Regions from separate parts of the Mus musculus genome. Here all the other regions are linked to region 1. Evidence: chromatin loops called from intact Hi-C (ENCODE). Cell type or tissue: left cerebral cortex. All regions are shown on one strand. Links, peaks and the distances in the headings refer to the core of each region. The heading gives the core; the rest is flanking DNA.

The links. Peaks named below come from ENCODE experiments on the same cell type or tissue, not always from the same donor. Only the 100,000 strongest peaks of a DNase experiment are listed, where the experiment ranks them.
Region 2: it touches region 1 in a loop (7-fold over the local background); 2 of 42 quality-filtered maps call a loop at or near these places.
Region 3: a loop joins it to region 1, with 6 times the contacts of the local background. A loop is called at or near these places in 3 of 42 quality-filtered maps.

What each region holds. Positions count from the first base shown.
Region 1 is chr4:34,545,327-34,555,922 of GRCm38, reverse strand. It overlaps Akirin2 (akirin 2), which reads right to left and starts at 5,308. Exons shown (of 5, transcript NM_001007589.3): 1 at 4,650-5,308. The coding sequence starts at 4,878. In left cerebral cortex, for the core only: no CTCF peak of the experiment used is centred there; DNase peaks (open chromatin) are centred at 4,334, 4,470, 4,830, 5,400 and 1 more place; H3K4me3 peaks cover 3,358 bases; H3K27ac peaks cover 2,020 bases.
Region 2 is chr4:33,243,780-33,254,375 of GRCm38, reverse strand. It overlaps Pnrc1 (proline-rich nuclear receptor coactivator 1), which reads left to right and starts at 5,589. Exons shown (of 2, transcript NM_001033225.2): 1 at 5,589-6,428; 2 at 7,869-8,953. The coding sequence starts at 5,979. The coding sequence ends at 8,312. In left cerebral cortex, for the core only: a CTCF peak has its summit at 5,334; DNase peaks (open chromatin) are centred at 5,758, 6,615 and 7,398; H3K4me3 peaks cover 3,168 bases; H3K27ac peaks cover 2,211 bases.
Region 3 is chr4:33,918,294-33,928,889 of GRCm38, reverse strand. Cnr1 (cannabinoid receptor 1 (brain)) reads right to left here and starts at 4,246. Exons shown (of 2, transcript NM_007726.5): 1 at 3,732-4,246. In left cerebral cortex, for the core only: a CTCF peak has its summit at 5,640; DNase peaks (open chromatin) are centred at 5,118, 5,486, 7,263, 7,989 and 7 more places; H3K4me3 peaks cover 4,859 bases; H3K27ac peaks cover 6,138 bases.

The DNA.
Region 1 (10,596 bases), core at 1,225-9,224:
ATAGTCACAGGACATGGATCAAGCTGGTACTCTTAGCTAGCTTCCACAGTCCCAGGTGTTTGGCAGGCTACTATGAAAGTCATCCAACAAGGCTTATCTAATTGTGACCTCTCTTGAGCTACAAAAATGATCGGTTTGCCATAACAGGCCCATGAGTGCAATAGTGGCACAAATGTCACGGGGTAAATGTCCAGCTTTCTGGTTGGGTTTATGATTTTTGCTTGCTCCAAGACAGAAATACATGCTTGACACTGTAATCCTAGGCAACAACCCATGGCTGGAGCATTTATGGGCTCCAGGGGTGAGCTCACTACTATGTGTTATATGGACATGATATAGAACTACCCTCTAAATAAATAAATAAATACAGAGATACAAATTTAGAGGGTAGATTGAGGCAGAAAAACTGTAAGAGCCAGTGTCTTCTGGACATGACATGCTGAAACACTCACGAATTTACAGCAATAGTGGCTGCCCATCCACAGTAATACACAAGACCCCATTCTTAGCTGAGGACAGGTGATGGCATCTGAGGGAAGAACAGTCAATTTTCTTAAAACTCTTAGTAGGTCAGCCATGCTCTAATGGATGACCCCAAATCTATGAGTATATATAGGCAACACAAATTGGGACTTAAAGTTATTTTAGGAGGAAGGAAGGGGGAGAGAGACAACACAAAATTGAGAAGCAGAAAAAGGTGGGTAAGATGGATCTGGGAAGAGTTAGGTACTTAGAAAAAATACATCCTTAAAATCTTACTTAAAATAGGGCAGGGTGGCACATAGCCTTTAATCCCAGCACTCGAGATGTAAAAGCATGCCAGGAGTTCCTGGCTAGTCAAGGATCTAGCCCCCCCAACCCCCATACCCTGGACACTTTCATTCCCCCATTCTCATTAAAATGCTTCTCTCTCCCAACCCACCCTCATTCACCACCCACCATCCTTTGATACACTAAAACGTTATTTTAAGCATCATTGAATTAAAATCCTAAACCAAACCAGTGTACACATACCTTTTTTTTTCTTTTTCTTTTGTAAAAGACCAGACAATAAATGTGAATTCTGGGAACACACTCTCTCCACAAGCTTACTAAGATAACCTGCAGTGGACTTTAAACTTTAAAGGAGGGCAGGCACAACTGTAGCCAAATGACTATTTTTCATGGCACTGACATTTGAATTTTTTGAATTCTCAACATGATGAAATGATCATTTTTTGTTCTTTTTCAGACATTTAAAAATGTAGCTAAAAAAAATTCTTACCTCCCAGACTGTACAAACACATGGCCATAGGTTGACAAACCTACCTTAGAGTACAGTTATGAATTAGTAACTCAGGTACACTAAAAATCATGTTTGAGATAGGATACATGAAGAGGGGCAAGAACAGAACAGAAGCCTCTGTTAATTAACATAATAAAGAGTTTCAGGTCTCAAGGGTAAGAATGTGAGCTAGACTTCCATCAACTAGTCCTCTTCTTTAGTATTAAATTTCAAGTTTGAAAAATATTGATTTAAATAAAAGTAGTCATATTAAGTTTGGAATCACTTTCCTGGAATGTCTAAAATAACAACAGCATTTAGAACAGTGCCCAAGTTCTTGAAGCTACTAATATGCCACTTCAAGAACACTATCAGAAGAAAACATGAAGTACCTGAAATAGAATAATGATAAAGACAAATCGCATATAGTACATACTCTGTATAAACTTCTAGGTCTTCATTAGTTTTAGCTTAAAAAGGTTCAACCACACATTTACTGTGTGATTAAAAATTACAGCAGCAAATATGTACATTTTAGCAAATTTAAACTTTAACAATCTTCCCTCATTTTTCAAGAAGCTAATCTTTTACATTTTCAAATGAACTGAAATACCAACTTAATATTTAGCAAACTCTAAAAACATCAACTGGCAACTCTCTCTCCTCTCTTTCTCTCTCTCTCTCTCTCTGTCTCTCTCTCTCTGTCTCTCCCTGTCTCTCTCCCTGTCTCTCTCTCTCTCTGTCTCTCTCTCTCTCTCTGTCTCTCCCTGTCTCTCTCCCTGTCTCTCTCTCTCTCTCTGTCTCTCCCTGTCTCTCTCCCTGTCTCTCTCTCTCTCTCTCTGTCTCTCCCTGTCTCTCTCTCTCCCTGTCTCTCTCTCTCTCCCTGTCTCTCTCTCTCCCTGTCTCTCTCTCCCTGTCTCTCTCTCTCTCTGTCTCTCTCTCTGTCTCTCTCTCTCTCTCTGTCTCTCTCTCTCTCTCTCTCCCTCTCTCTCTCTCCCTCTCTCTCTCTCTCCCTCTCTCTCCCTCTCTCTCCCTCTCTCTCTCTCTCCCTCTCTCCCTCCCTCTCCCTCTCCCTCTCCCTCTCCCTCTCCCTCTCTCTCTCTCTCTCTCTCTCTCTCTCTCTCTCTCTCTCTCTCTCTCTCTCTCATTGTGAGACAGGGTTTCTCTGTGTAGCCTTGGCTGTCCTAGAACTCACTCTGTAGACCAGGCTGGCCTGGAACTCAGAAATCCGCCTGTCTCTGCCTCCCAAGTGCTGGGATTAAAGGCGTGCCCCACCACCACCCAGCTGATTTGATTTTAGGTTTCAAGATGTGGTCAAACTAGATCAGCTGGCTAAAAGACTAAAAATACTCCCAGTTATTTTACAGTATACTGATTGAGATGTGGAGACTCTTAAACACTCTGCACTACAGCACTGACATGGCAGACTGGGAGATCATTACCGTTTCTGAACAACCTCCCTTAAGTAAAGAAACGTGTCATAGCTCCCTGCTGTGTTAGTATTCAAGATTATTTTAACTGCATAGGGATATATTGTAACTCTCAAACTTATCACTAGCTCCAATGAAATTTATTGCTAGTTACAGCTATTTTAAAATGGCTCCATTAGTAGATAGGACACCATTTCAATGTTCAAATTTAGCATTTCATTAAAAACAAAAAATGTCTGCCCCAAGAATTCATTCTCCAGCCCGGCGGAGGTGGCGCCCGCCTTTAATCCCAGCACTTGGGAGGCAGAGACAGGTGGATTTCTGAGTTCAAGGGCAGCCTGGTCTGCAAAGTGAGTTTCAGGATAGCCAGGGCTACACAGAGAAACCCTGTCTCGAAAAACCAAAAAAAAAAAAAAAAAAAAAAAAAAAGGAATCCATTCTCCACTTTGTTCCCTTGTTTTACAGTAATGACTAAAGCAGGGGGTTCTCAGCGCTCCTGATAAGCCCACCCTTTAGCACAGTACCTCATGCAGTGATGATCCCAACCCTATGATTATTGTTGCTACTTCATAATGTAATTTTGCTACTGTTATAAATCATAATGCAAATATCGGAGCGTTCCCCCGGGGGTCGCGGCCCACAGATTGAGAGCCATTCCTCTAACAACTCGGTCAGGAGTGCCTTTATACACATATGTGGGGGAGGGCAGCTTAGGTATGATCCTTAAATAAACGTCTTGGAATTTCTACGAAAAGTGACTGCAACTCATAAAACAGCTTTTGGCTACGTTATATCAAAAATTTAAGAGCCAGACTAGGTAACTGAGGTTCTCCATGGATTTGGGTATGAATATTTAAATGTGACATTTAAAAAAACACACATGGTACAGTCAATTTCATATAGATGTTACCAAATACAGAACTCTATAGTTCCCATCTTTTTAAAATGAATTACTGAGAAAAAAAAAATTTAAGCTAAGCAAAGGCTTTAAGGATGATATCACTAAGGGCTTACACACACAGGCTCACACACTCTTGCATGCCACACACAAAAGAAACAGACTTACACTTCAAGTCCATTAAAGTTTACCCTAAGATTGTGCCGAAGGCACACAAAGATTTCCAAATGCAGAGGGGGAAAAAAAATCCCTAGGTACACATTTAGTATACAAAAGCAATCAAAGGTCCATCCGGCAGACACTTTGAGAAAATGTTTCAAGACTTCAAGTCTGAAGTCCACTGGAATCTTGATTTATTCGTTACTCTCGAGGCTAGGTTGTTTTCTCCCAACATACTTCATTGGGATAACTAAAGCATTTACAAATAAACTAGTCAGTCTCAATTTGAAGTACACCTTCCTTTTCATTAAAAGTTCAGGATCTCTTAAGGACTGGACGCATAGTGAGATCACATTACAGTACTCGGGAAGAACATTTGCTTTGTTGTTGACCCTGCTAGGGAAACAGGTCTTGACTCAGCCAAAGTGGCGTTCTTGTGGGTGATTAATGACAGGCCTACAACTCGCCCCAGTGACATCCATCCCCCTCCAAACCCCACCCCTTCTATACTAAAACCAGCCAAGTCTAAAATGGAGGAGGGGCTGCCTTCTCGCCTCAAACCACTCAGTCACTGAGTTAATAGCTGCAACCAATCGATTCAGCCCAAGAGACCCGGAGATTCGGGTGAAATGTGACCCTTCTCTCGCCTGACTTATGAATAATATCACCCTCTCTGATCATTTCCGCTGGGGCTCTACATAAGGAAACGATTCTAGGGATCTAGCCCCAAATGATCTGCCTCACAATGAGGGACCCCCACAATGCCGGCCAACCCGACTCGTACCCACCCAACCTGCCGACACCACCCCCACCTCGGTTCAGGCCCTTCCTTCCCTTTGTGTCCGCACCCAAGCTCCCGGCCGCAGCCCACCCCGGCAGCCCCGGGGCCGAGGCCCACCTGTGGTGAGCCGGGAAGAGACGTCGCCGAAGGGGGAAGGCTCCATCCGGAGATACTTCTGCGGCGAGGCGGCCGCGGCCGAGGCGGCGGCGGCGGCGGTGGCGGCGGCAGGGGAGGCGGCAGCCGAAGCCGGCGCCGACAAAGGCGCGCACCGCCTCCGCTTCGGAGATGCGGGGCTCAGCAGCGGGTCGAAATCCAGAGTCCTTTTCAGAGTGGCTCCGCACGCCATGGTGGCGGGCGGCCGAGGCTCGGCTCGGGCGGGGCCGGGAAGGACGGGGGCAAACGGGCCCTCCGAGGTGCCCGGTGGGTGTGGGGCCCGGGACGGCGGAGCCGCGACAGGGCAGGCGGGCGAGGCGCGAGGGTCGCGCCGCCGGCTCGGGGCCGCTCCCGAGAGGCCGGGCCGCCCCCGCCGTGCGCTCGGGCTGAGCGCGCCGGGGCTCCTGCGCGGAGACCCGCTCCCTTCGGAAGTGGACCCGGCCAGTGGCGCGACCCAGACGCGATCTCCGACACGCCGGTGCAGACGGAAGCTCGTGAGTGGCGGCCACGCGCGGGAGCTGCGAGGTAGCCCGGCCGTACAGAGCTAAGCAATGCACTCGACCCTCTCTTCTCCACGGAACAACTCTGCCACCCGCCGCCGGCCCCAATATGGCGTCAATAACAACGCCGCCGATTCAAATCCTGCGGCCCCAGGGCGCCTGCGCACCGGGGGCGGGCCCGCCAGAGTGCATTCTGGGATTTGTGGGGTTTCGTGAAGGGCAGGGATCGGCCTGAAAGGCGGTTACCCAGAAGTCACAGAAACTACGACTCCCGTCATCCAAGGCGCACGATCCCAAGTTCCGGGTTGGAATTTAAATACCCCCTCATAAGTAAGAGAGTTTAAAAAAAAAAAAAAAAAAAAAAGACCTAAGGAAGAGAAAGGAGAGCCTGTGAGACAGTGGGGAAGAGGAAGCGAACCCATTGGAAAAGCAAGCTAAGCACTTTAGAGACCCTGTGAAGATTTGGCATAGTGACTTAAACGGGATATAACAAAGAGCCAGTCTAATATTTGGAGAGAGATTAATTTAGCTGTCAGGAGCGCCAAAAAACCAAATCTGTCACATGGAGGAGATAGGAAATAATGAAAACACCAATTTGGGTCCTCGAGACAGAACGACAGTAATAATATCAGATTACAGGATCTTTGAAGTCTGTGCTTTGCGCTTCCCAGATAGGTACTTGTTTGCTTATTAAATTCTGCATAGCTGAAAAGGAGCACAAAGTCAATTGTTTACTATGAGCAGAGAGCGATCAACACCAGAAATTTGTTGAGTTTGGAAGGCTGGGTGGGGTCTAGGGAAAGGCAAGCAAATAAATGCCTAGGGAGCAGGACCCATCTTTATTAGCAAAGTGGGAAGAAATATTTCTAAAATTTGTTTTTTCATCAACTATCTAAAATAGGGATCGACTACAGCACTGATGAAGTAATTTATGTAGATACTTTATATCTTCTGCCTGTGGATGCTAGCTCTCCACCAAGATTATAAGTATTAATACGCCTAATGCTCACTCTTTTCTGCTTACTCAGAAATCAACATATGTGGCTGCTTTATAGTTGTTTTGGACAATACCTCTCTATATATCCATTTGTTTAGAATTGTTCACCACCACAAAGATCAGCTTTCTTGATCACACTGTATAAGCAACTCTGTCACACTTATTTTAATTTAGAATATAGTTCTTAGAAAGTATCTTTTGAGAAAGACCAGCATTCTATGAAACAGTCACTTAACTAAGACTTGTACTAAGGATGTGTTTATTAAATTATAAAAACTCCAGGAAATCTGTTATTGTGCTGAAACTGACTGGACGTTCATACTTTATGTAAGAGCAGAATAAGAAAAGTTCTTGACTTTTTTTTTTCCTTTGGAGATAAGATCTGATATCAAATTCACTGGGTAGCCAAAGATGACCTTGAACTTTTGACCCTCCCACCTCTACCTCCTGAGAACTAAGGTTAAGATGATTGGCGTGTGCCATCATACATCGTTTATATATTGCCAGGGGTCAATCAAGCACCCTAGCAACTAAACAGCAGCCTCTCCTTTTGTCCACTAAGATTTGACCACAGGTGGCACGGAAGGTAAAAGGGAGCCACAAGACAGGACATTGAGATTGTGTGGAAGAGGAGGAAGGGGTAATAGAGTATTTGTGACATGAAAGCAGAAGGTAACTGCCAGGGGAGAAAGGGTACACGGCCTGGAGGAATGAACAGAAACAAATCAGGTATGAGCAGGCCATAACGCAAATTGCATTGTGGGCTAATGTTAAAAATAAACAAGAAATTCAGTAGGATAAATAAAAGCAATTGTATAGAGGTCAGAAAAAGAGCAGTAGTAAGGACTACCAGCGTTAGCCACTCTAATTGTCTGGGAATGTCGATATAGCTAGCATAGTTTGCTCATTTATGCTTTTGTCTTTTGTTGTTTGTTATTTTTGAAATTTGTTAGTTGGTTTTTCCTAACTGTTGTATGGCTATGAAGAGACACTATGATCAAGGATACATATAAGATAAAGCATTTAACTGGAGGCTTGCTTATAGTTTCAGAGGGTTATCATCATGGAAGGAAACGTGGCATGGATGGAGTAGTAGTAGTGAGAGCTTATAACTTGATCTGGAGGCAGGAAAGAGAGACAGAGAAAGAGAGACAGAGAGAAAGAGACAGAGAGAGACAGAGACACACAGAGAGACAGACAGACAGACACAGAGAGAGAGAGACACAGAGAGAGAGACACACACACACACACACACACACACACACACACACACACAGAGAGAGAGAGAGAGAGAGAGAGAGAGAGAGAGAGGGCCCCCCTTGTGATACATCTCCAACAAGACCACACATCCTACCTTCCTAAATAGATGACCAACTGAAAAACAAGTATTCAGCTTGTGAGCCTTAGTGCCAATTCCTATTCAAACCACCATGCTAATTACTTTGATTTGGGGTTTGGTTTTGTTTTTGTGGCTCTAATGGTACCCTGTGTGCATTAGGTATTTCCCTTTCCTGGTACCAGGGTTCCCTACAGAGTGACATTCAGTTTTGACATAGCTTGTACAGTAAGTTTTTCTAGTTTTTCTTTCTGTATTTTAAGGCATTTTTTATTAGATATTTTCTTCTACATTTCAAATGCTATCCCGAAAGTCCCCTATACCCTCCCCCAGCCCTGCTTCCTTACCCACCCACTCCCACTTCTTGGCCCTGGTATTCCCCTGTACTGGGGCTCTTTCTATATTTTTAATCGGTGTGTTTATTATAATCTGGATTTTCCTTAATTTTTTGTTCTTTCTGGTTTAAATTTAAACATGCCTGGGGCAGTTTCCCTTGGAAATTTGGGAACTCCTATCAGCAACAGTAATTCTTTCTGCATTAGGTCTGCAGCTCTAGGCTTATGTGGCCTACAGGAGGGTCAGGAGTTCAAGTTCATCCTTAACCCAGAGGCAACTTTCTGGCTTGAGAATGAGACTGGCTCTCACCAGGGAGTGGAACTCTTTGAAAAGATTAGAAGGATTAGGTGGTGAGGCCTTGTTGTCACTGGGAGAATGCCTTGAGGTTTTCTTTTTTCTTTTCTTTTTTTTTTTTTAAAGATTTATTTATTTATTATATGAAAGTACACTGTAGCTGTCCTCAGAAACTCCAGAAGAGGTCATCAGATTTCATTACAGATGGTTGTGAGCCACCATGTAGTTGCTGGGATTTGAACTCGGGACCTTTGGAAGAGCAGTCGGCACTCTTAACCACTGAGCCATCTCGCCAGCCCAAGGTTCTCAAAAGAAGACATTCAACACAGTGTTTCTTTCTCTCTGCCTGCCGGTCTGTATGTAGGTAGCTCTCAACTACTACTCCAGCATTTTGTCTGCTACGCTCCTGCCTTGATGATGGACTAAACCTCTGAAACTGTAAGCAAGTCGCTAAGTAAATGCTTTTTTTAATAAGAGTTGCCTTGGTCATGGTGTCTCTTCACAGAAAAGGCATAGTGACTAAGACCCTTTCTCAGTGCTTCAAGCTTGAAAATCTTGTCTATAAACTTTCACATTATTCTCACCACATTGAAAAAAAGAAGTCTGTCAAGGGATCTTTTGCTCCCACACTTAAAAAATGTCAGTTGATAACATTTTATTTTTATTTTTTACCACTCTGTCCTCTCAATAGTCCTCATTTGTAACAAGTCTTTCAGAGTAGCCAAAGGCTTTCAGAGAAAAACCTACAAAAAGTAATTCTAGCTGGGCAGTGGTGCGGCACACCTTTAATCCCAGCACTTGGGAGGCAGAGACAGGTGGATTTCCGAGTTCCAGGACAGCCAGGGTTATACAGAGAAACCCTGTCTCAACCCCCCCCCCCCCCACACACACACAAAGGGAAAAAAGTAATTCTAAGGCAAGAAATGAAAATAAATACAACTCTTAAAAACCATTCAGTTTTAACATAATTTTGAAGTGAATTTTGAGTTCATGCATCAAAAAGAAAGAGAAAACTAACACAGTAAGTTAAGTCAAGTTACATGAATCTAAATATATAGTGCAATTAAATGTTCCTGTGACCTCACAGCCAGGCTGGTTCTGCTGGTGAATACAGGCAAGTTTTAAAGGCTTGTCACACTTTTGTCACCATGTAGCAATTCTCTTCTGAGAAGCATCATCTTCCCCAGTCTGAGCAGAGAGCACACTGCTTTTACCAAGATCCAAGACTCTGATCCTTGCTTGGTACTAAACTGTCTTACTTTTTAATGGTTTTTGTATTTCCATTTTTTTCCTGTGTATTGTTGTGACTGTGTGAGGATGCTGGATGCCCTGGAACTGAAGTTACAATTGTGAGCTGCCATGTGGGTGCTAGGAACTGAACCTAGGTCCTCCGGCAGAGCAGCCAGTGTTCTTATGTTGCTGAGCCATCTGTCCAGCCCCAGTATTAGGCTTTATAACAACTTCTGATATAATCCTTAGAATCTGATTCTGACAAGGCATTCTTTGATTAATGTCAGTAAAATCGACATAGATAACGTAAGACCTAACCACTTGGAACTTCAAGATCCTCTTCATACCATAAATCATTTTCAAACAATTTTCTTTTTCTTTTTTAAAGATTTATTTATTTATTTATTGTATATGATTTACACTGCAGCTGTACAGATGGTTGTGAGCCTTCATGTGGTTGTTGGGAATTGAATTTAGTACCTCTGCTCACTCTGGTTGGCCCTGCTCGCTCAGGACCAAAGATTTATTTTATTATTATAAATAAGTGTACTGTTGCTGTCTTCAGACACACAAGAAGAGGGCTTCAGATCTCATGATGGATGGTTGTGAGCCACCATGTGGTTGCTGGGATTTGAACTCAGGATCTTCAGAGGAGCAGTCAGTGCTCTTACCCGCTGAGCCATCTCAACAGCCCCCTCAAACAATTTTCTTACATGAAATAAAATAGTAAAAACGAAGGCAAATGTAGAAGAGAAGAGAAATGTTTGCTAACTTTTCATGCTGTTTGAGTAATGTTAAGCCTAGCATCAGGAAGAGCAATTCTAATTCAGAAACCCCTTCAAGTCTATGTACAGAGCAAGCACTGCCTAGGACAGAAAACAAAACAAAACAAAACAAAAAAAAAACCAAAGAACAATCATTGTGAGAATGAGTGTACTTGGGGAAGAATACACTCTGTAACTCCTTCACCAAAGGTTTGCAGGCTACTTGAGCCTCCTCTGAGAACTGTATTTGTAATGCACAGTATTTTGTGTTCCAAATAAGATGACTGATTTTTATTTTCATTGTTGGAATTGTGGTAATTACTTTTAGTTGATTGACTAGATCGTAAGATAATTAGAACACAAAGAGCTGCTAGGACTGTCCCAATACATTTGTAAGTTAAAAATGTAAGTGAAAACTGTATTTAATGACCCTAACCCACCTATCCAGCAGCTA
Region 2 (10,596 bases), core at 1,392-9,391, 1.3 Mb after region 1:
CTTGATACGCTGAGATAATTCATTAGAGCTCATTACAGCTAGGATCTTGAATGTCCCCCCAGAGACCTGTGTGTTGAAGGATTGGTCCTCAGCCTATGGTGCTATTGGGAAGTGGAATCTCTAGGGGTAGGGCCCTAGTCGAAAGAAGGCAGATTATGGGGGCAAGCTCTTAAGGTGGTAATGTCCCCCCCCCCTCCGGCTTCTGCTGACATGTATTCTTGCTCTGATGCTTTGTGCCACCATAGGTGACCAGGGACTGAAACCATGAGCCAAATGAACCTTTCTTCTGTACAGGAGTGTTTTCTCTGAGCATGTTTTGTCACCATGACAAGAGTTAACACAAAGGAGCTCCTGCTGCTGTTTCCATGCCTTACAATTCCTTTTGTTACTATTCAGCCTTCAGTGACCCAGCTGGGCATGGTAGAGTATACCTATAATGACAGCAGTTGGGAGGCTGAGGCAGGAGGATCATGAGTTTGAGGCCAGCTTGGACTATATAGTGAATTCTAGGCCAGCTGGGGCTTCATAAAGAGACCTGTCTTTTAAAAAATGAGAAGAGAGAGAGAGAGAGACAGAGACACAGACACAGACACAGACAGATGGACTCTGATTATAGACTTTGTATAAAAAGTATGAATTGTTAACCTAGTGGGAGCCACAAAAGAATGAATAATTTGACTAGGCTTAGAGAACCAGGACATTGTGACTCAGAGAACTTTATAGTTAAAGAACAGGAGAAGTAAAGGAAATATAGTCAGGTATGGTGGTGTGCCAGAATGCCAGCACTTGGAGGGCTGACACTGGAGGATTAAACATTCCAGGGTCAGCCTGAGCTAGACTGTTTCAAAAACCATAGGTCGGTATAGAGATCTGATAGTAGTGAGATCTCATATCAAACAAGAAAATATTAGCATCAATATTTAAATCAATCACGTTGTACACCTGCACATATTAAGAATAACTGTAACACACTAACTTACTAGTTAAGCTAAGCTCTAGCTGTTCTCTCCTGAATCTCAGTGATAATTACATCATTTTAGATACTGCATTTGTAGCACTGAGTCATCACCAATACTGAAACTTGACTTGGCAGAATGCCGACATGAGCAGTTCCTTCGGGGTCCCTTGAAGGAGGCTTCATTTGGTCTTTAGCTCTATAAGACACTTTGTTGGTCTCTCTTTGGGTTCAGTTGGACTTACGTTGTTGTTTAAGACAGGGTCTCATATACCCAGGCTGGTATTGAACTCATTACGAAGCCAAGGATGACCTAGAACTCGTGATTCTCCTGCTTGCTTTTATCTCCCAAGTGGCTAGGCATGTGCCACAATACCCAGCTCTTGTGGGTTTTTTTTTAAATGATACAACAGAAAATTTATTAATTTACTAGTTTATGTTTTACTTATTGCAATTGGTGGGGGAGGGGTCTTCATGTCATGCTGCAACTGTGTAGGTCAGAGAGCAACTTGGTGGCATGGCTTGTCTCCTACCTTTACATGCTATGCCAGGGATTGAACTCAAGTTGTTAGGGTTGCAGCAGCAGGCAGCAGGTACCTTCGACCACCAAGCCATCTCGCTGGCCCTGGTTTTGTTTTCTGAGTTACTTTTCTCCAAGGTTTAGGTAATGGGGAGAAACGATTGAACTGAATATTCTAATACCAGGAAAATAAAGTTGCTTCATTTTAATTTCTTTCTGTGGCAGGAGAGATTGAGTCCAGGCAACTACTTTACTACTTAAATCAGTGGTTCTCAACCTCCCTAATGCTTCAGTCCCTTAATACAATTCCTCATGTTGTGGTTACCCCAGCCATAAAGTTATTTTTGTTGCTACTTCATAACTGTAATTTTGATAGTTATGAACTGAATGTAAATATGTTTTCCAGTGATCTTTGGTGACCCCTGTGAAAGGGCCATTTGACACGTGTGCACATGCGTGCATACACACACACACACACACACACACCAAAGGGGTTGCTACCCATAGGTTGAATGCCGCTGACTCAAATCCTCAGTCATGGTTTCATACGTTTGAAACAGGTTCTCCTAGAGTACAAGCTGGCTGTAAACTTGCTGCTCGCTCAGACTGACTAAAACCTCTTGACAGAAAGTTCAGGTGTCCAGTAGTTGTTCAGTCCACAAGGCTGGATGTCTCCGTTGGCCCTCAGTGTATGCTGGAATCTTAAGAAGTCGGCTCCAGTGCCAGCGAAGGAATGGACTTGCTAGCAAGGTGAGAGCAAGCAGGCAGAAAGCAGAGGCTTCTCCCTCCTTGGCTACTCTTGGTTGTCAACTTGACTTCATCTGGAAGGAACTAAACTGCAAGACTGGAGGCGCCCCTGTGAGGGATCTAGCCTAGCGTTTCTTCTTGCTCTTCTTCATCAGCTGTGGCTACGTACTCTCCTCACGGGTTGCTGAATCAAATTCAATTCACAGGGCGGAAGACTTGCTTGCTGAGTTTTATTTCCGCTTTTTGGAAATGGTGTCATTCTTTAGCACTGTCTGACTTGGAACCTTATGTGCAGATCGGCTTAGTCTCAAACTTTCAGGGCATCTCCTGGCTTTGCCTCCAAAGGACTACACGAAGTCCCCACAGCTGACTATCAAAGATGGGAATTAAAGGCTTTGTAAGCTCTTTTCCAGTTTTGGATTCCCATTCATCCAACGGACATGATCACCTACCATGAACTGTTACAAACATAAAAATCAGTCAAGTCTACAGAGATAAAGCCCAGCAATTAATCATGATGAAATATATATAAAGTTATCACTCTGTATAGTTAGGTATTACTCTGTATAGTCAGCATGATCAACCTTGCTATCAGTAATTAAATATTTTAGGCACCATTTGCTACTACCTAGCTTAAGAGTTATTGGGAACAGCCCTATAAGACTAAGAGAGAGTAAGGCTGTGGCTTCCTAAAATTGTCAATCAACTGTCATCTAGGGATGATGGCTCGGACCCCTAATGCCAGCATTTGGGAAGTGGAGACAGTAGGATCAAGAGTTCAAGGTCATACGTGGCTATATAGTAAGCTCCAAGCTAGTTAGGCCCTCGAAGAAATAAGATGAAAACAAACCCAATAACGAAGTATGACAGACAACACAGTTGATAACCATCAGAGCTGTGCTTTGTGGTGTTTATTTTTGTTGTTGTTTTGGATCTTTTCAAGACACTATGTAGATCTAGATGTTCCATTCACTGCTGTTCAGACTGGCCTCGAGTTCTCAGAGATGCACTTGCCGCTGTCTCCTGAGTACTGGGATTAAAGTCATGTGCCACCAAGCCATCTGTGCTTCTAAGGGAGGAAGTGCCTATCTCAGCACTGAGGCCAGCCTTTCCAGCATGATGGCTCACACTTTTAAGCCCACCAACAGGAAGGCAAAGGCAGGAAGATCTCCATGAGTTCAAGGCTAGTCTGGTTTCTGGTTTACATTGTGAATTCCAGGCCAGGGAAGACTATATAGCAAGACCCTGTGTAAGATTAAAAACATTTGTTTTTTACTTATTGTTACTAGACATTTTGAGGAGTCACCTTTGGGTGTCACACACTACCAGGGAAATTGAAGCTCTCACTCAGGGTTCTTAGTCTCACTAATAAGGTAGTTTAGAACAGAAGCTCAAGGAGTTTATTAGTTTTGTTTTTTTCCCAAGACTGTAAGGCAGGCATGGTGTAAATCTCAGCAGCTGTCTGGAGAGAAAAGATGGAGAAGAGGGAGAGAAAAACGTCTTTTTGTAAGGGGCCACAAGGAGAAAGGGGTTAGACAGCTTCAGAGGAAAGTGAACAATCCCAGAGTGCCCGGGAAAGCATTCCGGAGTCCAGAATCTGAAAGTAAAAGAGATGAAAAGGAAGTTACCAAAAGGTCATTTTTCTACTCTGGCAAGTGGTGGGTTCCAAACTTTGACTAGGAGATAGCTGTCTCTTGATGAGCCTCAACAGAGTCCCGATCAAGGGAACTGCATGCAACGACTACCACTTCAGAAGTGCTCACCCTGACATCATTTACAAGAAGGGCTGAAATCGCCCGGCTTGGTAGCGCATGCCTTTAATCCCAGCACTTGGGAGGCAGAGGCAGGCGGATTTTTGAGTTTGAGGCCAGCCTGGTCTACAAAGTGAGTTCCAGGACAGCCAGGGCTATACAGAGAAACCCTGTCTCAAAAAAAAAAAAAAAAAAAAAAGGTCTGAACTGAAATCAGGAATGGATATTCCTGACTTTCACCATCATCTGTTCACTATCAAAGAATCAATGTACTGGGAGTGGCTGTGTAGAAAGAAGTAAGATGTCAGGGCTCCCTTCTGGGATCTCTAGCCTGAGAACAAAGACATTCCCTACTGCTGGCCAAAGACAATGGAACTATTCCCTGCCTCTAACCTCCTAGCTCATTCCCATCTTCTGTTCTCCTCACAGTGTGTGTGTGTCTATGTGTGTGTGTGTGTGTGTGTGTGTGTGTAGTGGAAGCAGGTTTGCGGCAGAATGTGTTTGGAAGTCAGAGGGCCACTTTGTGGTTTTGGCTGTCTTTCATTTTTAGGTGGCTTACAGGGATGGGACTCAGGCTGCTAGGCTTATATAGCAAGCATTTTAATTACTCACTGATCCATCTAGATGCCCTGCTCTTTTTATTATGAGGCAGAGTCTCATTAAATTCCCTACACTAGAAATTTCCCATCCTCTACTTCTGCCTCTCCAGGAGCTAGTGTTACAGGTCTTGACCTTGCCATACCTAGACCAGAGTTCAGATTCTTCTGTTAATTTTTTAATGATTTGTGTCTAATTCTTTAGTCTCTTGTATGCCTTACTGTAAAATGATTAAAAAAAAATTATTGGACAATGGTGACATGGGCCTTTAATCCCAGCACTAGGGAGGCAGAGACTGGTGTATCTCTGTGTTCGAGGCCAGCCTGGTCTACAGATCGAGTACAGAGTACAGCCTGGGCTACACAAAGAGTAACGCCATCTCGAAGAAAGAAAAAAGAGGAAACTAAATAAATAAAGCCCCAATCATTAAAGAAGTATGTTTCAAACAAGATGAATTACAGAAATTGGTTCTGAGGTCCTATTTGGTAACTGGTGTCTACAGTTCTTTTCTGTATTAAACTGTGAGTAGAGAATTCTGTTAACCCAGTTAGCTAGCAACTGTAGCAGAGCTGTTTTCTCTGGGTGGGACAAAGGCCAATTGGTTGGCAGCAGCATCAAGTTTCAGGGGCAATGTGAGATCTCAAGAGACTCCCAGAGATCTTTAGCTATAAAGGCAGTAAAAAATTAAAGGCCCATTTTCGGCATTATAGAGTACTTCTGATGAGCTGAAGAATCCTTCAGTAAACCCTTTTTTATTTTCACCACCAGGGTTAATTGGCAGCGTCGGAAAACCGAATGAGAAACCACATAGCCAAATTTCACTGTAGGTTAAATGGAGGCAGATCTTCACCAGTGCTGTAAATCCTTAGTGAAATAAATCCTTAGTGTTCTCCGAAATCTCTTAAAATTTTTATGTAGGGCTGAAATCGAAAACCTACAAAGCAGTCCTTTCTGGAGGTCAGAAGCTTCCTAGTTCCTCCACCGCCTCTCTCCTCCTCCTCCCCTGCCCCACCCCCAGGCTACCCCAAAGGATCGCTGCCAGGGAGGTGAGGCAGAAGTCGAACTTCATTGTTCACGGGACACTCTCGGTAAGAGCCCGTTGGGCGCGCCTGCGCAACGTGCGCTCTTTGTGAAGGGCTGCAGCAGGCTGCTTGTTTGTGTCTTGCCTCGGGGCGCGGAGGCGGGACCGAGGGAGTGGCCTGGCAGGCGCACGCGGATTGGGCCGCCGCAGGGAGGTGGGCGGGCACGGGGCGGGGCCTCGGGTAACAACACTGGCCGCGGTGGCCAGCGCTATTTGTTGCTGCGCCGCCTCGCCCGAGTCATGGTCCTTGCTCCGAACCTTCCAGCAGCAGCCTCCGCCGCCGCCCCGTGACTCCTGCTCCCCGCCTTTCTGCCGAGTCCCCGCGCCATGACCGTCGTCTCCGTCCCACAGCGAGATCTCGCTCTGAGCGGCCGCTTAGCGCCGCTCGGGTTCCTCGGGGCCCTCCCGATGGTGAACCCGGCCCCGCCGCCCTTGCCGCGCCTTCCGGACCCGCGCGCGCTGCCACCCACCCTCTTCCTGCCGCACTTCCTCGGGGGGGACGGGCCGTGCCTGGCGCCCGCGCCTCGCACCACCGCGCCGTCCGGCTGCACCTTGGCCCCGGCGGCTGCCCCGCGGGCGGCGCCCAAGAAGCGGCGGAAGAAAAAGGTGCGGGCCAGCCCGGCCGGGCAGCTGCCCAGCCGCTTCCACCAGTTCCAGCAGCACCGGCCGAGCCTGGAGGGTGGTCGCAGCCCGGCGCCGGGGCCAATCGTCGCGCAGGAGGAGCGAGGTCTGGCGGCCACTGCCCTGCTCCACAGACAGCCCCCACTCGCGAAGGAGGTAGGGCCGGTGGGGGCGGGGCGGCTGTTTACTCGGGAGGGAAGTTTCCGTGACGCTCGCTCGAGTGGTGGGGCGGAAGCGGGAGGGGGGCTGGGCGGCTGCGCTGGCGCCGCCCATTGGCTCCGGAGCCAGCCAATGGGAGCGGCGGCTACGGCCCAGCAACAGCCTGCATTTAGAAGCTTGGCGGCGCTCCAGGGGGTTTCGGCGTTCGGGGCTCAGGGACCTGCGGAGGGCTGACGTCAGCCCGCTACGTGCAGCGCTCTGGGGCGCTCATGAAGGCGGTGCTGGGTGGGGGCGGAGGCGCAGGCGCAGGCGCGGTGCCCAGTGGGGCACCGGGCGGGCGGGACCCACGCACAGCCAGATCCGCTGAGTCGGACTGCTGTTGGGAAGTTGGCAGGAGTCTCCGTCTGATGCCCGACGCGAAGGTGTCCCGGGCCCTGTGCAGGCCGGCACGAGCTTGCCTCGCTGGAGGGGGCTTCTAAGCAGCGCCCTGAATGAGTTTTTAGAAGTTATAAAATGGACTCCTCGGTTAACGGATCTGGATAACTGGGATACAGTTTTGTCGAGGCTAAAGGATTTGAGAGTTGTCTTAGCATGAAAAACAAAAGCCGAAACCACCTTTTTCATACAGCTTGAAGAATTCTTTGTTGGTAGTGACACGAAAAGCAGCCATTGTACTGAAATTGTACTTGATCAAGATGTGCCCATGAAGAGGAATAAGAATTTAGATCCTGAAGTGGTTTTTTGTTTGGTTTGGTTTGGTTTTTAGTTTTTCAGACAGGCACTTGCATTAGCTTAGAACTCACTGTACATTGGAGAAGATTCTATTTTTCAGAGGCAGTTTTGAACGGGAAAGACAGTATGACCTTGTACTTGGGTCTCAGTTTTTGTGTCCTTACTATATCATGCAAGCATCAGAGGGGCAGTGATCTAAGGGTGTTTTCATTTGGTGCACATTTCTGTAGATTATGCTGGGAAAGTTACTACAGTGCAAAAGTTTGTGGCCTGTTAGGATTCGGGCTGTAGCCCCGGCTGGCCTGGAATTTACCTTTCTGCTTCTGCCTTACAGACCTTTTGGCTGAGCTTAGAAGGTCGTCCATGAAGTTGCTGAATCTGAAAGGCAGACGGGAACTTTTTTTCTAACCTATAGAGGACACTTGTTCCTTACTGTTGTTTACAGTTAGAAAAGATGGACATTGAGTTTTTTTTAAGTGATATTTTTCTGAATGTAAGTTTGATATATGCTATAATTAACAGCATCAATTCAATAGCAACATAAGAGGCGTGCACATTTGAACATCCAGTAGTAAGCACATCCCACACATAACGTATTTATTTAAAACCGGATTAAATTCTAGAGGACTTTAAAAGCAAGTTTGTAAAATATATGTAAAGATAACTTTTATCTTGAAAATTGCTCACTTTTGTGTTCCTTTGTAGGTTTTAAAATCAAAGATGGGAAAATCGGAGAAAATTGCCCTTCCCCACAGCCAGCTTGTGCATGGTATACACTTGTGTGAACAACCAAAGATAAACAGACAGAAAAGCAAATACAACTTGCCACTAACCAAGATCACCTCTGCAAAAAGGAATGAAAGTGACTTTTGGCAGGATTCTGCTTCCTCCGATCGAATGCAGAAGCAGGAAAAAAAGTCTTTTAAAAATACTGAGAACATTAAAAGTAACCATTTGAAGAAATCAGCATTTCTAACAGAAGTGAGCCAAAAGGAAAATTACGCCGGAGCAAAGTTCAGTGACCCACCTTCCCCTAGTGTCCTCCCAAAGCCTCCGAGTCACTGGATGGGAAGTACCGCCGAGAACCCCAGCCAGAGCCGGGAGCTGATGGCAGTGCACTTGAAAACGCTCCTCAAGGTGCAGACCTAGGCTTGCGTCTGCAGTGTGTGGTAAACATCGATTTCCCCAGACCTTTGGACTCGAAAGGAAACGGATACAGCAGTGAAAACTTGCCCTGTTGCAGCATCCGACACAATGAGCTTAAGTCACACAAGCAGCTTGTATTATATTTTATATTTTGTAAATACTGTATACCATGTATTATGTGTACATTGTTCATACTTGAGAGGACATTATAGTTTTGTTATGAAAGTATGTATTTTGCCCTGCAGCTGTGGTGGTGTTTTGTATATATACAGTGGAGATAGTCTAAGTGGGTGCTAAGGCACATGGAAGACTGTTTATTTGCACAGGTACCGAAATTTTTTTAAGAACAGCTGTCAAATCTCAAAAGTGAAGATGTAACTGTGAACAATTTCCTTATGTACTACTGAAGGTGAAATTCGGCACAATCACTGTAATCATGGAGTCTGTGTTGCTCTAAATTGACAACTTGACTTTTAATCTGCAATTCCTAGAAAGCTTCCCGTTTTTACCAAACTTCATTTCTGGATATTGGTATATTGCCATTATGGAGATTTAAAACACCTCTAATTTTAAATACCAACAAAATTGGTTGTAATCAAATTTTAAATCAATAATAATAATTTGGCCTCCCCCCTTTTAAGGTAGTCTTGGCTTTTTGTGTGTGCCTGCTGTCTGAATGAGTGTGTAAGCAGGTGACTGTGTCATTGGACTTGGAACATTTGTTGTCTTCGTGTCTTTGACTATGCTAAAATAACAACCTTGCTACAAAATTTAATAACTTAACCTACCTCTGAGAGAAAGAATTTCCCATCTTGGAAATAGAAATGTGAACAAAAGTGAAGCTGGTTGTTATAAATATGAAAATTAATTATGACAGTATCTTGAGCTCACTCAGCTCTGGAGTTGAAATAACCTAGAACTTCTGCTTTCGCTCCAGTGTGGGGGTTACTGGTGTACACCACCACCCCGGGGCATCAGAGGTACTGGGGATCAAACAGGGCTCTGGGCATGCTAGGCAAGCAAGCACTGTGCCAGTAGACTGTATCTCTAGCTCTAGAATACACAATTCCTCATTTTTATTTTGAAGTAATTATTTTGGAGTTTCTCAGGCTGTCCTTCATCTTGTCTCATGATCCAAGCAGGGCTGGAACTTTTAATCTGTTTGACTGAGGAATTGGGATCACAGGCAAACTCTCACCTCACTTAGAATTTCCTTTTGTATGAACTGTTAATGCTTGGCTTCCAGTATGTGCGTGTGAGTGCAATGCTCATGGAGGCTGGAGGGATCAGATCTCTGGAGCTCTAGTTACAGGTCTCTGTGGGCTGGGAACTGAACTCCCAAAGGTATCTTTCCCTTTCATTTTTCAGTGAAAGAAAATACTTTTGTTATAGGAATGGGGAAGCCGCCTCAGAGGGTAAGGAAGCCTGAGCTTGATCCCTGCAACCCATCGTAGAAATAATCAAAAAATGTAATAGTCTGTGTGTGTGAGACTTCCAGGGGAGAAATTTAAGAGCTCTTTCTCTGGGGGCTTTGGTTCTGATACCCAAAGCTAAGGCTTAAAAACATTTTAGCACTCAGTAGATAACACAACTCGGTGGGTAAAGGCAGGTGGCACCAGCTTGAAGTCCTGGAAATGACAAGGTAGACAAGTAGATGCAAGTTGTCCTGGGACCTCTCAGGCACCACCCTCCACTAAAACATTGGAGGGGTTGGGGGAGATGGCTTTGCAAGCATGAGGACCTAAACTTGCATCCCTAGCCACTGAGCCTGTAATCTGGGAGCAGGGAAGGGAAAGACAAAAACATTGCAAGGCTCACTCACCAGCCAGCCAGCCAGCCAGCCAGCCAGCCAGCCAGCCAGCCCAGCCCAGCCCAGCAAGCACTTAAGCCGCAGGTCTTGGATGCTGTGATGAATCAGCAGGTGTAGGAGAGAACCGGAAAGTTTTCTGGCTGTGCACTTGGCTGTGGTATACCACCCACTACATACGCACACACAGTAGTAAAGTAGGGAGCCACAGAGTAAGATACACACATGGGGGAGTCACCACACAATGTTTTGAGTTTAGCTTAGCGATGCATACTTAACCTGTGTCTCAGTACTGGTATAAGTTGGAAACAGTATCAGAAGTTAAAGATTATTCTTGTTTCAAAAAAAGGTCATGGTAGCACTTTTGTGATTCCAGCCCTATCAAAACTCTGAAGACAAAGATAGTGTGATCCCTTTAGAGCTGGTACCTTGTAGGAGACTCTTAGACACCTTTTGCCAACCTCAGGACAGTCTTGGTCC
Region 3 (10,596 bases), core at 784-8,783, 630 kb after region 1:
TTCTGCCAATTGGTATAGTTCTAATATCCAAAAAAATTTGAATTATCAAGACTGGCAAAGAGCTGTCTTAAACTCATCAGAAGCATTGGTGTTTATGATATAATTATAATCAAGTGTGGTGATGATCCTCCTCAGCCTAGAGTCAGACCTTAGGGCCCCTAGAGAAGTGCACAAGATTATTAGGGCACAGAAGACCAGAGCAGATCTGCACCTATCTTGGAAACAAAGCAGCCTTGTTTTAATTCAACATGAATACTTCCTTTTGCTTCGTGTCTTCTGTGTCCATCTGTGTAGTTGGTTTGAACTTGGACATTTTCCCAAAGTTGCAGTATTCATTTAAAAATCAGAATGGTATTTTCACATATTTAAAAAGTCACTGTACCTAAATTTTTACTTGACCTACAACAATGAGAAAGTTTGTTCTTGCATAGGTTAAAAAAAAAGTGTTTCTACACATTCTGTTTTGTAACTTATGTGGTATAGAGTTTGAGAGCATTGATATTCTGGGTGACATTTATCACTTCTTTTAATCCAAGAAATATTTTAGAATCTGAAGTGAACTTTATAAGACAAACCTAATCTAATCTCAGAACATACAGCCAAGCAAATTAAATAGTTATTAAAGAATTAGCAGTTCAGTGGGGAAGTGTTGAAGTCCCAACCCACACAAGACAGAACCTGTACATTTATAACATACAGTTAACATTTTTATAAGAACAGGATTGGGAAAGAACTGGAGATCTGGAGAAGAAGATACAAAATTCCAGAGTTCAAATACATAAATGAAGTTTTTATTTCCTTGTGTCCTTTTCATTATTTACCAGCCAGTAAGAGAAAAATAAGCACAACTCTGAAAATACAGGTATGCAGTCTGTGACTCAGCCCTGGTGGTTTTTCAAAAACTCTGCAGTCTTGGTTTACAGTAAAAAAGCAGAATTATAAATAATTTAAATCCAGAGGCTGGTTTCACTCTACCGGACCAGTCAAAAATGATGACTACCAAAATAGGACAGACAAGTCTTCAACTGGGAAGACCTAACATCCTTTAAAGGTGCTGGGAACCCAAGCTCTGAACTGTGCCCATTATGCAACAAACTAATGTACTTACCCCCAAGAATAACAGGCAGCATCCTAGAGGAGAGACTTCATCTCACTAACCAAATTCGAGAAGCTATGACCAAATTGTCCTTTACTAATTACGTGTTATTAGGTATAACTAAATTCAATTTGCTATTTTTTCCTTGTAAATTCCCAAATAGCTAGTTATGGAAAATTATTTATCAGGCCAACTGTTTTCTGGGAAGAAGCATTTGGTAAGTGCCATGAACTCTAAACTGCCAGTATAAGCTCTATTTCATAATACTTTCCTCTTATGTAGTAAATCCAACTCTAATTTCAAAGACCAATACACAAGACAAACCAAGGAACCTGTCTAAATATTCTTGTGGTTAATGCTAATTCTAAGTCAAAGCACAGGAGAATGTCATAGATTGTTTTGGAGAGTTTCACAGGCTTTGCTTTCGTAATTAATAAGCTGACAGAGCATACTAAACACTTATCAACACAATCAATGAGGCTGCTTCCTTCTTGAGAAAACAGATAAAACGATTCATGGAGTTTTCCTTCAGAATTGTCTGTAATACATAATATGTCACAAATATCATGGTTCTTTTGGAAAATTTCATTCCGAGCAGTTTCATCTGGATAACATTTAACAATTTCACTATTTTAACATTTTGAAATGCCAAAAAGAACACACTGATCCTGCAGTGAGGCTTATTAGAGAGGAGCAGTCTCACAGGCAAGCCAGAAAGGAACACAGTCCGCTGGGAGATGGGTAACAGGGGGGAAAAGCAGGGAACACTGGAGAGCAAACAAAGCCAAGCCCCGCTCCACCACGAGGTCTGATTTTCCCCAGAATTAAAACTTTACATATACAATTCATCACCTATGGCTTAATTAATTAAGTTACAACCTCCATTTCTATACGCAGCCACCGATGCCATTAAATGTAGGGGCAAAAATATCAGATGTGTCTTCTTAACAATGAGCACGCAAGCATAGTCATTTTGGAAGGTCACAAGTGAGCATTCCCACCATGTGGTATTACTGCACCCCCATGTAGGATCAGGGGCACAATGAAAGCTGCCCCAGTAGACACTTATACATACATACATACATACATACATACATACCTCAGCCATGGCTGTTCCTTGCTTGAAACGGGAGACATCTTTTGAAGCAATAAAAGAGCCTGCTCACAATAAGTTCTCCTAACGACCTAAAATGATTAGTTTTTTTTTTTAACCATATCAACATGAAGCCTCTTTTGCAGCTAGAGCAACTGCTAGTGTACCTAAAAACAACAGCCTGCAGTATGTGCTGCTTAGCATTCTAGAGGTGCATGCATTCTGTTCCTGTGTGGATTTAATCAGAAATATATATATATATATTTCTCTCAGTTAAGAAAGTATTCATGGCCTTTCCTTTGGATAAAATTGCTTGTAACTGAGTTAGAGAAGGTGGGGCGTGGAGGGAGGGGAGGCAGAGAAAAATCGATCAGCAGATCTATCTCCCTTTCAAATTGTCAAAAGCTGGGATTAGAAGACCAGCACTTTAAATCAGTCAGTCCTATGGGAACCTTGGAGGTCGGCTACTCCTAGTTTCTCAATTTTCTGCCAAACAGACTGATGTCAGGAGTGACCCCACAGATAATCAGTACCCGCGGAGTCTCCTCTGAGCATGTGCATCTCCCCATTGTTCAAAGGAATTAAGTTGGCAATAAAAACGAGAAGTTATGGGACCCAGAGAGGTATCTTTCAACATCCTTAAAACCAGTAAATCTGCTCTAATCTCTTATTAGATTAAATGTCCAAGGAGATTTAATATGCCAAGAAATAAACAAAGGCAGGAAGAGCTAGTAGCTCCTATTTGGAAGAAAAATTTAAAAGATAGGAAATAGGTTTTTTCATAGATAGGTTATTAAATTTTTTTCTCACCTCTTTGAAACCTTTGAGAGATAAACCATGTACTACAATTAAAAACACGCATGTTGCTTTAAACTTTGAAATGACCAAACAACAGTTTCTCACATCTATCATAGCAAACATTTGCATTCAGGAAATGCTCCATTTGTGACTTGTAAGCCTTAACCAAGAAACATCCTTTTAAAATAAAGCATCAACTTCATTCGTCTGGTGCCAGCTCTTAGTTTCATGTTCCTATAACAGTCAATCACAGGTATCAATACTATATATATTAGTTTTTCCTTAAACAGAGATGGCTGCTGTAGCTATCGCTCTGTATCAGAAGTTCCTTATTTAACATAGATTTCTTTACATGACATTTAGTATTTAATTGAGTCGTTTTCTACATGTGGTGCAGAGACTCTGGAAGACTTAGTTTCTGATAAGGCTAAAAGACGTCAAGCATCAACTCAAGTGCCTGTTTTCCAAACATGCACAATTACACATTTTCTACAAACAGACATCAGTGTATGCAGAGCTAGGTGCATATCCAGTAAATTGTAAATGGTAGAAGCCTCCAGAAGTAGCTTAGACCACAGGTAACAAGCTGGGACTATACAGCTAAGTAAACACCATATTAGCACGATTTGCTCTCCTGGAACACGGAGCAAGAACTCCGCGTAGGACACCAGGGGACCACTGGCCAGTACCGAGGGGGCGGGAGGCGGAAAAGCTATTCCCAAACGCCACTGTGCCAGGTCTTACCCTTCGCATCCCCCGGTCCACGGGCCAGAAGCTCCCTCGGCACCTGTCGCCCAGCCAAGGGGCTGGCTCTCTGCTACAAGGAAATTTGCCCCCAGACTCTATGAGAGCTCTGCAGACAGCCCAGGCTCCCGCCTGAGCCAGGGGGAGGCTCTGGCGCCAGGGGAGCCAGAAGGAGGCGGAGGCGGAAAAGAAGTGGAGAAGGTAGAGGCAGCGAGCGAGCAGGGGAGGCGGCGCGGGGCGCGGTGGGGCGGGGTGGAGCGGGGCGTGCCCGCGGCGATCGGTCAGTAAGTCAGTCGGTCTGCGCGCCCGCGTCCCCGGCCTCTAGCACCCGTGCGCCACGGCCCCTGGGACTGGCTCCCCTGGGCTCGGACAGGCCCGCTTCGTTCTCCGGCTCTCCCCGGCGTCCCACTGACCGCGCTGGCCGGCCTGGGGCCGCCCGCTTGGGCCACCCCGAGCGCCCGTCGCCGCGCCCTGCTTGAGGTCCCTGCCTCTCCCTCAGCTCGCGCGCTGTCTCTGGCTCGCTCTCGCTCCAGTCCCATTTATGAAGCGTGGTCCCATCACGTGTTAATGAGCCTTTGTCCTGCCCTGGCAGCGGCGGCAGCAGAGACTCCGCCAAGGGATCTGCGCGGGGAGGGACCGGCGCGCGGCGCCCGCGGCTCCAAACTTTGCTGCGCGGTACCCGCCGCGGCGCTGGCCCGGGGGCTAGGAGGGACGGCCCTGGCGCTCGGCGCCCACTGTGTCATCCTCACTCTTTGCCACCAACGACCCCGCGGCCTCACCCTGCTCTGCTCCCTGGCGCCCTCCCACCCTGGCGTGGCCAAAGGGGACGCGTGCCTCACTGCCCGCGACCTCGGGGCCGTTAATCACCAGCGCTGCTCATTGCCAGGACCTCACTGGAGGTCACGCGCCGGGCGGTCGGGATCCGGAAACAGGGCGGCAGGAAGGCCGGCCAAGTGAGGTCTCCGCCCGACCCTCCCCTCTGCGCCGCCTCCAGTCCTCAGCTACCTGGCCGCGGCCACCAGCCCTCCGCCCTCGGGGCGGACGGCGTCGCCTGGGCGCCTCCCGCGCTGGCCCGCGCGACCACCCGGGCGCGCCCAGCCTCCAGCCGTGGCCGCACGAGCTCGGCTCTGTGGGCGCCCGGCGCCCCCTCCCCAGCCCTGGCGCTCCCCGCACCTCCTGCTCGCGGGGAGATGCATCCGCGGCGGGCGGGGGCTCTTGTTGGGCGGGAGCCTGGGGACCGGCGGTGCGCCCGGCCGCCGCCGCAGGAATTAGGGGACATGCTCGTTAATTGGTTCCACTCCGCCGTCTGCCTCTTGTGTGCACGGATCAAACCTTAATTGGTCTTTACATTTATCACGGCGAATTGCAACCCTATACACGAGCGTCAGCCCGCAGCTTCAGCCGAGGGGGCCATTCTCCGCCCGGGCCCCGGGGACCAGGCGGTTGTGGCTACAGCTGAATTGCGTTTTAGACCTCGTTCTCCCTGGAGAGTTGGGTCCAGTCGAGTCGTAAGGTTTCCACCTGACAGAGCCACATCAAGTCAGGTCCAGGGGCCCAGCTGTAGGCACAACGTTAGGTTCCTAGGCCCTCAAGGTAGCAGCTTGGCATTCGTTTTAAGCCTTGCTCAGAGTCGAGGACGTCTAGCCCAAACAGCTTCCTACAAGGCCTCTTTTTACCAATTCTCCCTGACGTCCTACCCCCCACCCAGAGCCAAACGCTCAGTGTATCTGGCCCCTATTTTGAATCTGGTGACAAGGATCCCAGAGGGTGAGCCTAAAGGAAGAAGCAACATAGAGGGTAGAGGAAGCTGCAGAATTCGGGGAGGAGAGACTGCTCTGAGAAGGAAAGCCTGAAAGCTTCCTACCTACAGGTCGAGCTGAAGAAAGGCTTCCAGCAGAGCGCTAGCTGTCGGAATATCTCTGAGACTGTTTTCCACTAGAGAGAGTAGTTTCCATTTCCATGTGAGGAGATGGCCTTTTGAGACAGAGTCCACAGCTGAAGCAATCAAGTTGTAGGTAAATATAAACAAAGATCTGACAGACCAATCGTAGAGGGAGAAATGCTTAGGAGAGATGATTGGGTGGATGTGGGATACCATTTGAGCCTTAAACCTGCTGCCTAGGCACAGGCTCTGCTTTGCCTCCTTCCACACATCTCCAGCATAAAGGCAGCTCTTTCTAAAGATTTACAGGAGAAAGAGGCTTCGTCGTCGTCTGCCCCTTTCTTTCAGAGGTCGAAGTTGCTATTTTAGCCTCACCTCAGATTCCTAGCAGAAGCAAACATTTGGGGGGGGGGGGCAGACATTGCTTTTCTTGGGACCTCCCAGACTCTAGAGAAGTCTCAGCACTACCTGCTAGCCAGGAAGCTGGCAGTTCTTGCTCTGCGTGGTCAGGTCAGGGAGCCGGGCAAGCTTTCGTGTGGGTGTTGGTGCTATTTAGCCACCCAGGTGGCTCAGCACTGTTGTTCAGCGTCATTCAGGTGTTAAACACAGACAGACCCTGGTAGTATGTAAAGGACCTTCTTCCTCATATTGATCCACCGTCTTGGTGGCCCATATCATATCTGGAGGAAGAAGTCATTTAGTCATTTGCAACCTGTGGGAGGTACTCTACATAAGTCTTTTATCAACACCAGCTTTTACTTCTTCTAAGATGGAACTCAGTTTCCTTATAAAGATGTTGATGCTTATTCGTGTCTCAAAATCATCCCAAATCTCTGATCGATGGTGTACTTTTTCACTGAATCCTATGAAACACTAACACCATATCTATCTATCTATCTATCTATCTATCTATCATCTATCTATCTTAAATGCTGGGAGTCTGTTGGTTGACTGGCTGAAGTGGTATGTGGATTGAAACTATCAGTATTAATCTAACCAGAGAGAGATTACAGAAGCTATTACTATTTAGCTAGTTATCCTTCTGTTAACTTGAATGGGAGGCCTAGAGTCTGACATCTGGAAAATTGTACCAGCAGTATTCAGAGTTCAAAGATAACCCTCAATAATGGAATCAAACTTTGACTTGTGACCTGGTGTTTTATTAACACAAAGGGGTACTCTGTTAAAACAGAGAGAATTATGCTGTTTGGAAAGTGCCCTTCCTGGGGGTATGCATACATGTTTTTCAAGTTCTGTCTGCCCCAAGCTCATCAGCCAGGCAATGAGCTGCTGTATGTTTCCTTCTGAGTTGGGGAGCTAAAAGAGAGGCAGGCAGCTAACCGTGGAAAAGCCAGGTATTCTCTGATGCCTTGGACTTCAGTTTGCAAAGATCACTTTTATATGGGAGGAAATGATCTACAGCCCACATGCCGCTGGGTGTATCTTGTGCTCCCGGAGGAGACATCAGGGATGGCAAAGGCAGAGCTGTCAGTATCCCTAATAGGAATACTATACTAAGGATACATGGAAACATGACACAAAATGTAAATGACTCTTGATCTCTACAAACCAAGGGTGAATTTCGAATCCACGTCCTTCTGAGGAAAGACCTGTCAACTCTTTAGCAGGCGTCACTAGTTCCTTCAGACTCTCTGGTTTTTCAGATCTTTATTCTTTTAAAATTATAACAGGGCTGTGATGAGCCAATTTGCTGCTGTTCTGTGTAATTTGGGTTATTCATTCAGTGGGATGTAGAAGATGAGAACACAGTTAAAGTGGCATATTTAAACTTCAAAGAAAGATCTCAATTTGCAACAGTCAATGTGCTCCTAGTTACACTAGACACAGAACATTAAAGAAGCAATGGCTCGCTCTGAGACAGCCGTTGGGTCCCAAAGAGGTTGCACATTGAGGTTGCTCCTTTAACTTGCCGTGGTTCATCAGACCCAACCCCCACTTTCAGGGTGATGGACAGTGGTTCCTTTATTCAGGAACTGGCAAAGCAAAAAAAAAAAAAAAAAAAAAAAAAAAAAAAAAAAAACGTCACTCTTTTTTAGAGTTTGGGGCCCAAGTTTGGGCCCCATGTCAATTTAGCATGTGCAGGGATGATCATTCCACAGGGCTAGAATGCTGGGTAATTAAAGATATTTAGGGACTGATCTGGCTACACGATTTCATTCTAATTCAGAGAGTAGCTTTAGAATTCCACCAGCTGTTGCTGTCTCTCCTAAGAAGTGTTAAGGCATTTTGTATTGCAGTGGCTCTGCCTTGCTTGGTGGCCTGCAAGCCCTGCAGCCCAGGTTCTGGCAGCTGCAGTGTGAGGTCTGAAATGGCTGCTTGTGATATGTTCCACCAGCGATGTAGCAGCCTAAAGAACCACCCACATCGCTTCTGTGTGCATCTCAGAACCACGAGCTGCTGCTGAAGAAACTGGAGGCTCTCTGTCATGCCACCATCAGAAAGTAAACGTCCTGAGACTGCCTTCAAGTGGAGAAGCTGGTTGTCAGGATGAGTCAGGAAGAAAAGGAAGGAGTGGAGAAGGAAGGATGAGGACCCCCTTGATCTCAGGATACTCTGTTAGATGCAGAGACTATCATCTTTCCATACAACTAAATGTGTGCTAGTTAGGGATTTCCTTTCCTTTCCTTTCCTTTCCTTTCCTTTCCTTTCCTTTCCTTTCCTTTCCTTTCCTTTCCTTTCCTTTCCTTTCCTTTCCTTTCCTTTTTCCTCTCCTCTCCTCTCCTCTCCTCTCCTCTCCTCTCCTCTCCTCTCCTCTCCTCTCCTCTCCTCTCCTCTCCTCTCCTCTCCTCTCCCTCTCCCTCTCCTCCCTCTCCCTCTCCTCCCTCTCCCTCTCCCTCTCCCTCTCCCTCTCCTCTCTCCCCTCCCCTCCCCTCCCTTTCTTTTCTTTTCTTTTCTTTTCTTTTCACCTTCTCACCTTCTTTCATTAACACGCCAGATGAGCAGTTGCAAGGAAAGCCAAGAAACGACAGGATGGCATTTTCTTCTGCTCATGTGTTCTGTCGTGGTTTTGTAGCCAAGCAGAGGAGCAGTGATGAGGAGATGGAGTACCCATACCTTCAGACCACATGAGAGTCATGCTCTAACAGAATAAACAAGCAGAGGGAGAAAATACAGCAGCAAGGAGCCAGGTAAATACAGCCTTTGCTCCCCTTGATGAAGCGCAGGCAAACCTGTCGCCGATGCGCTATAATTAAAAGGGCTAAAAACATATATCTAAATATTTATGTTCTAAAAACTTGGGATAAGCAGCAATATAATACTATAAAAACAGCAAACAATAGCCAGGAGTGAAGACAGACACTTTTTAGTCATGCACAGCCCTCCTTGAATAGGCTTAGTTACTTTTCTATTGCTGTGATAAGACACCATGAACCAAGGCAACTTTGTCTTTCCAAGAAGAAAGAGCTTATTTGGGGCTTACAGTTTCCAAAGCATGGTGATTATGGCAGGAAACCTGGCACCGGGTAGCCAGGCTGGGCACTGAGCAGTGGCTGAGAGCTCACCACCTGAAATAGAGTCACGCGGCAGAAGAAGAGACAGCAGGACTGGTGTGAGCTTCTGAAACCTCAAGTCCAGCTGCCAGTGACATACCTCCTCCAACGAGGCCACAGCTCCTAGTCCTCACCAAATAGTTCCACCAAATGGGGACCAAGTCTTCAAACACATGAGCCTATAGAAGCTGTTCTCATTCAAACCACCACATTCGTGTTCTTGGTGGTTTCTTTGTTTCTTCATTTTGTTTTGACAACTTCGAGTAGGAACTTAGAAAAGAAAAGAAAATGACTGCCCTTCTTGAGAAAAAAAAAAAAAAAGAGTAAATGTAATAATGGATCTAACCTCCCATCTGGCATCTGGAACTTGGGCTCTCAATAAAAATTGGGAATTTGCAAAAGCCAATGCTGTGTGTTCATTTCTTTGTCTAAGTATATCTGTCATTAAAGCAAACAGGTACAGCTTAGGCCTTAGGAAGGACTAGGTATAACAAATGGTTTTCTAAGTTTTTGTTTAAAGAACTATAGATTTGGACAGAGGTAGGTGAGATTCAAGGTCTTCTAGCCCTTCTCTATGCTGATGATGGCCCAGACTCTTGATTACCAGGTATAGACCTCTCTTTTCTAAGAGTTAGAGCTAACACTAATCTACCCTTACAGTCACTGACAAATGTCAAGTAATATAATAAACATGGGAATCACTGGGAAAGAACACTGGAAAGATTGTTAACTGTCAAGTGATTCCTTCTTGGGAACAAAATTGCATAGGTTATTTTAACCACTGTACTTATTTCAAGAAAGAACAATAAATAAATTGTGACTCTTTGAGCGGGGGAGGGAGGGCTTTTATGAAGACCAAAGAAGAGGCCATAATGTGTGAATAACCAATGTGGCAACTCTTGAGCGACAGTATGGGCTGTACTTACAGATGATTAAGTGTATGGAAAGGAGTATCGGTTTATGGCCCAAGGTTGTCACTCTTCAGGGTGGGGATGATTACTATGATGTCATTGATAATGTCTCTCAAAAGCCATGTCTTAAGAGCTAACCCTCAAGGTACTGATATTATAAAGTAAGAATGTCTGAGGAGTCGGTCATGAGGGTTCTGCTTTTGTAGAACAGACTGAGAAAATATTGCCTTGCCCCTCTACCTTGTGAGGCTATGTGAGGCATTTGCCCCTTTCCCTATGTGCCCATCCACCTGTGGTTATTGCTACTGTGTGCTATGCTACAGACTATGGCCTGCTAAATGCTAAGTCTTCCACTCAAGGGGACAGAGTTTGCTCATAAAAATTGAGAAGACATATGATTGATTATTCCTTAAAATACATTTCTCAAAGCTGAATACTCAGTATTAAGACTGCACAACATATGTCTGTGTGGAAAATTGACTAAAATGATGCTAACTTCCTCTCTGTGTTGAGTGTGGTTCCCAGATTTCAGAAAGCCAGCTTAAATATAAAACTTCAAT